2 separate regions of the Mus musculus genome follow, and region 2 is linked to region 1. A link is a contact called in ENCODE Hi-C or POLR2A ChIA-PET data. All regions are on one chromosome and are shown on one strand. Each heading gives the region's core, a stretch centred on a gene start or an enhancer-like site at or near the end of the contact. The rest is flanking DNA. Distances are from core to core; before and after follow the strand shown. Region 1 holds the start of Zfp36l2 (zinc finger protein 36, C3H type-like 2). Region 2 overlaps Thada (thyroid adenoma associated).

Region 1 (2,953 bases), core at 151-2,650:
CCCAAGTGCACACTGGACTGGGTCAACCAGACAGGAAGAGCAACATGGGAAGGATGTAGTTGGTCAAGCAGCCTTCTCTGGCAACTACTGGGCCTTCCACCCAGGGCAACCCGGACTGCCAGCTGGGTGAATTCATGGGCCCAACTCCAGCTTTTGGCAGCCAGTATGAAGTGTAGGGATAAAGGGTTCTGGACCTGACCAGATGGGCCTCACGGGGTGGGGGTGGGGGTCGCTAGGTGTGTGGAGGTGTGTGTGTGTGAGACCCCTCTCAAAAAGAGCCAGGGGCCTTCTGGGACTGCTTTTTCCATGGAAAGCTGGTAGGAGTTGCACTAAAGGCAACCGAATGAGGACCTCTTTCCCCCAACCTGGGTGGTGGTTCAGCAATCACCGCCTCGCCTCCGGCAGCTCACACAAAGCTTAGATTCAATGCCGCGCCTCCCACAGCAGAAGGAGGAAGGTTGCAGGATTCGACAGGCCAAGGCTGTACAGGCGGGAAGCCTTGGCTAGGAGCTGCACCCACATCCCCGAGAGGAGGCCAGGCCAACCAGCAGGCACAAAGGTGAAGGAAGTGACTTCCTCTATGTCCACACTGCTCCTCCGACTTCCCTCTAGTCCCCTGGAATAGGCTTTCCCGCCCCGGACACCCCGCGCCACTCGGCGCCTTTGGCCCAGGCTCAAGGTCTTGTGATGTGATTAGCAAAGCCAGCGCCTTGTCCTCAGACACTCGGCTCTGCCCCACAGGCCGCAGCGCTCAAGTCCTGTTTACTGAGCCTGGGCGGGGAGAGGGGCGGAGAAACGCGCCAATGCTCCTCCAGGCTGGCCGCTCCCGCCCCCACCCCTACTGCGTCTCCACGTGCAGCCGGGCCGGAGCTGCCACCTACGGGACAGGCCGCGACCCCCGTTCCTAGTCCCAAGCAACTTGGCCAAGCGCACCATTGCTGTTTTGCTGTTCCCGCGCGCGGAGCAAAAACTAGGATGGGAGATAAAAGCTGCGCCAGTCGGCCCAGCCGGATCGGGCGAGGAAAGGCACGTCCCGGGTAGCCCCGTCCTGGGCAGATAGAACGTGTACGTGCTTTCCAACGTTATACTCGTAGAGGCGGAGGAGAGCGAGGTATTCCCGCCGCCGCCACCCAGCAGGACCCAAGGGGGCCGCACGCCCCACGCCGCTCGGGACGCCCAGGCTGCCCGCCCCTCCCCTCCCCTCTCCTCCCCTCCCCCGAAGGGGAAAAATTGGCGGCGACCAATGAGAAGCCGAGAAGGAGCCTGACGTCCGCGGGCTGGCGGGCGGCGTTGCCTGGAGACCCCGGCCGGTCAGCGTTCAGTCCCCTCCCCCGGTGCGCTTTGCCCCGCCGCCGCGCCGCTCCGGGGCTGTATAAAGGGCGCACGCTCTCAGGTCTCCGAGTTCCACCAGTCCGCGAGCTGCCGACGGCTCGGGCGGGGGGCGGGCCGGGGCGCCGAGCTGCGCTCTCGCTTCTCCTCTGCCCCCCACTCCGCGCCACGGCCTCCCGCCGCCGCTTCCTCGGCCGCACAAGCACAACTTTCCGTCCCTCCTTGGCCCTCGCCCGTTATTCATCTTGGTTCGAGTCTCGCCGTACCGAGGGCACCTCCCAACCTCCACGCTTGCAATTTCGACCATTACAGGACCCAGAAAAATGTCGACCACACTTCTGTCACCCTTCTACGATATCGACTTCTTGTGCAAGGTAAGCAGGCAGCCGGAAAGGATGGCGGACGGCCTGGAACCCTTTGGAGTTCCGAGACTTGCCGCCGGGCCGGGCCGAGGCGGGAGGGACCCTTCCAAGTTGACTTTGCGGGTGGAGGGAAGTCCTGGAGTTAGCAGGACTGTGTGCTTGCGACTGTGGGCGTGGAGAGAGCGAGTAGCGGCTGGAGCAGCCGTGCTCCTCCCGAACCGACCGCGGCCACGCTGCCGGGACTTCCCGGACAGCGTTTGCGCCGCCCACCCCGTGGCCACGGGCCCAGGATCACATGGCTAGACCCGGAGCGGCCGGGGTGGGCGTCCTCCACTCTCTCCGGCCTGCGTTTTGCGAGTGTAGCGGTGGAGGCTGAATCGGATCCCACCAGAAACCCCAACAAGTGGGCAGTTGGGACTAGGGCGTTCACTCTGCAGTTAGCCCCGACTCTCTTCCCCATCCGATTTTCATCCCGCTCCCGCTCCCCTCCCTTTGGCAGACGGAGAAATCCCTGGCAAACCTCAATCTGAACAACATGCTGGACAAGAAGGCGGTAGGGACGCCCGTGGCTGCTGCCCCCAGCTCGAGCTTCACTCCGGGCTTCCTGCGACGCCACTCCGCCAGCAACCTCCACGCGCTTGCCCACCCTGTGCCCAGTCCGGGCAGCTGCTCGCCGAAGTTCCCGGGCGCCCCTAACGGCGGCGGCAGCAGCTGTGGCCCCGCAGGCGGAGGCGGTCTGGCCTCCTACGGCCAGCTCAAGGAGCCTTCGGGGGGCAGCGGCACGGCGCTGGTCACCAAGGAGAGCAAATTTCGGGACCGCTCGTTCAGCGAGAACGGGGAGCGCAGCCAGCACCTCCTGCACCTGCAGCAGCAGCAGAAGGGGGGCAGCGGCTCCCAGATCAACTCCACGCGCTACAAGACGGAGCTGTGCCGGCCCTTCGAGGAGAGCGGCACGTGCAAGTACGGCGAGAAGTGCCAGTTCGCGCACGGCTTCCACGAGCTGCGCAGCCTCACCCGGCACCCCAAGTACAAGACAGAGCTGTGCCGCACCTTCCACACCATCGGCTTCTGCCCCTACGGCCCGCGCTGCCACTTCATCCACAACGCGGACGAGCGGCGGCCCGCGCCGTCGGGGGGCGGCGGCGCCTCCGGGGACCTGCGAGCGTTTGGCGCACGCGACGCGCTACACCTAGGCTTCGCCCGCGAGCCGCGGCCCAAGCTGCATCACAGCCTCAGTTTCTCCGGCTTCCCGTCGGGCCACC
Region 2 (2,953 bases), core at 275-2,774, 180 kb before region 1:
GAAAGGAGGCCTTTTACTAATACGTTTTCTCCTTGCTTTCTGCCCAGAAAAGTTCTAAATCTCGTATTTCCAACAGTTACTATTGCAGTTTGTTGGGCTTCTGGTGTATAGCTTTTAAATATTGCTGTCTCTGATAGTCAGCAGAGGGTAAGTAATGCCCAGGTACCCGGTTGTAGCAACCTCCCTTGGGTACTTGCAGAGTAAAATTATTTGGTAAATGTTAAGGTAGATTAAAGCTTGGTTTTGAACCCGGTTCTCCTGCAGAGCCTTGTTGGGGAGCAAAGAAGTTGCCAGGAACCAGCACAAACTAGCTCAGCTGTAAGGCTATCTATAGCCTGTGTTCAGGCAGAAGCCTCCTAAGAGGTAGGAAAAGGCTGACATCACCTCTGAGCATCTTTAAGCCTTAGTTGTAAGTGGAGCTACAGGACAGCCAGAGACCAGGCCAGAGGAGCCAGAAGCAATTACAGAAGATGGGCCATGCTGCGAATACCAGTGAAGAAACTGCTGCTGCAGATGTGCCAGGGATGGTGGGGGGTAGAGGTGGGGACCCTCGAGCCGCTTAGTTGACCGATCCTGCCAAGTCCCCCCCAGTGTTTTTATTTTACATTCATTCAGGGTTCAAGCCTGTAATTAAATTTTCTGAACAAAGGACCTATTAAGTTACACCATCCAGATTGATGACTGACAGTTCTTCCTTCGAGGTACACAAGGAAATCTGTAGTGTGTAAAGCAAAATACAGACTGTAGTGAGGATTGAGGAGGAGGGTGTTACAGCGGACAGCAGGGTCGCCGCTCCAGCCCTTGGCCAGGTGTCTAGGTTTACCCTAGGATCTAAAACAGTGTCGGTGATAGGCCTTGTTCAGATATCCAGGAAAAATATGTGCATTTCTAACTAGTAGTGTATTGTTTTTTAAAAGCTCTCTCTGGCCAGTTCAGTGGCTCTGTGAGTAACGACACCAGCACGTGTGATGCTTTTGTTTGACCCCTGGGAGCTATGGTGTAGAGAATCCACTTGTACAGGTTCTCCTTGGGCCCTCACATTCTGTGACATATGCAGGCACACCCGCAGACACAAGCACACAACACTCACACACTTAAACAGTTATTTCTTCAACAGTTTAACTTAATATTATTTTTTGAAATAGGGTCTCCTATGTGAATCCGGCTGCCTCTGCCTCCTGAGAACTGGGATTAAAGGTGTGTGGCACCGCTCCTCCCAGCCCTAAATAAAATGTAATTTTTAAAAATCTCTCTCCACTTTTGTGTAGGCACCATATACTTGCTTAAAACATTTTCGCAGTGACCCACACACAATTTATGATGTTTATTCTTGGGCCCAAACTTAAGGCAGCTTCCCAGACTTGGAGAGCTCAGGGCTCAGCTCCATTAGCTTGGCATCTAGGCCCTCCACATCCACACCCATCCTGTCCATTGTTCCAGGCAAGCCAAAGGCATCCTGGCCTCAAAAGCATCTATGCTATGCCTTTTATTAAAGGCTTTCTCCTCCCCTCTAGCCTCCCAGCCGTCCTAGGAGAGGGAAATCCTTGCTGACCTTTAAGACCAAGCGTTATCTAAGCAGCACATGGGCTGACAGTGTCCTGGTTTACCCCAGCTCATGTGTGCTGAACCTTCCTGGAGAGCTTCTCTTTGGCTCTTGCTTACTGCTCAGGCCTCCATAACCATATTATTCTTCTCCCTCTCCCCCTGGTCCCCCTGGTCCCCCTGGTCCCCTTTCCCCCGGCCCCTTGGTCCCCCTCTCCCTCCTTCTCCCTCTCCCCCTTTCCGTCAGTTTTTTCTTTTGCTTTTGTTTTTCTGCTCCTTTATGCGTTGTTTTGTAAGTCTGATTTAAAACTCCTGGGAAGCAGAGGTAGAATTATTTGTGTGTAGCAATGTCCTCTGGAGCATTTACATTGTGGTGCTTGTCTGTCAGCTGTTGACTCTGCTCTCTGTGGCTCAGGCCAGGGCTTTGGAACCACTGGGCACCCTTGTACCAGGGGTACTTTTTGGCTTGTCAGCACAGTAGTGGAGAAGCTAGACCTAATTCTGTCCAGGACAGAATCTAATTTCCAAATCTTTACAAGAGCAGAATGGTGTCACAGTCACACACTGGAGCACTTTCCCCTGGGCACTGCCAACTCTTTCTTATGCTGACGGGCTGACCCATGGCCACTACTCCTCAGATCTTATTTCAGCTTTCTGGGTTATTTTTATTTTTAATTAAAGGCAAACTTACTTTTCTTGGACCAAGGGCAAGTGAATATTCATGAGGTGTTTGCTTTCTCCACTCTAGTTTTCTTCGGCAGGTGATGCCGTAGGTCGGGTTCTGTCTTGACAGTGATTCCTGCTGGCAGGGCTGCTGCTCATGGTCGTCACTGACTTGTCCAGGGCTAGCACTTGACGGACAGCACAGAGCCGCCATCCCGCAGCAGGAGCTGCCTTTCCTTTCGTTTGGTCTTACGAGTTTGAGGAAGATGTGTATTTTGCCAAGTCGGAACTTTGAAGACAGCAGTGTTTAACTCATCTGATCTGAAAATTACTCGTAAAGTGACTGCTTATGCCAAACGCAAAGCCAGGTCTGACTAGTGAATGGCCTACTGTGACTGGCACAGCCTGCTGTAGGCTTCAGAAAGACTATTTACACCCGTCTGGGAAGGATTTTATAAACCATTGTAGCCTTGTGCACACAGCGAGCAGTCTTTCATACTTACAGAGCACCTATGACACTGCTATAGATGTTCATTCATTAGTTTTTTGTTTCAGTTTTTTTTCCCCTTCTTGGAGCTAGGTTTAGTTGGAGGCTCATAGGAAGCCATGATAAGCAATCATAAGATATTTGACTTTGTTTTTCGAGACAGGTTCTCTTGTCGTCCAGGCTGGCCTGGAAGCCTTGATCTTCTTGCCTCTTTAACTTACTCTCAACTCAAGTGTGCACCACAGCACTAGCCTTCTTATT

What was found. A loop is a pair of places that touch in the nucleus more often than their neighbours do. ChIA-PET counts read pairs that join two places held with the same protein, here RNA polymerase II (POLR2A).
Region 2: POLR2A ChIA-PET joins it to region 1 with 43 read pairs in Patski. The contact joins the enhancer-like site here to the promoter of Zfp36l2 in region 1. A Hi-C loop is called at or near these places in 1 of 37 maps with a recorded cell type or tissue (CH12.LX). POLR2A ChIA-PET finds 5 or more read pairs at or near these places in 4 of 5 experiments (Patski and embryonic stem cell).

Annotation. Positions count from the first base shown.
Region 1 is chr17:84,186,394-84,189,346 of GRCm38, reverse strand. Zfp36l2 (zinc finger protein 36, C3H type-like 2) reads left to right here and starts at 1,400. Exons shown (of 2, transcript NM_001001806.2): 1 at 1,400-1,703; 2 at 2,191-2,953. The coding sequence starts at 1,653. It also overlaps a transcript of Gm36279 not described here.
Region 2 is chr17:84,362,207-84,365,159 of GRCm38, reverse strand. All of the region lies in intron 26 of Thada (thyroid adenoma associated), which reads left to right. Among named protein-coding and RNA genes, the nearest start is that of Gm24722, 28 kb to the left of the region's middle. Within about 2 kb of position 1,524, at least 2 of the 3 ENCODE cell types and tissues checked have a DNase peak (open chromatin) inside an H3K27ac peak, as active enhancers do.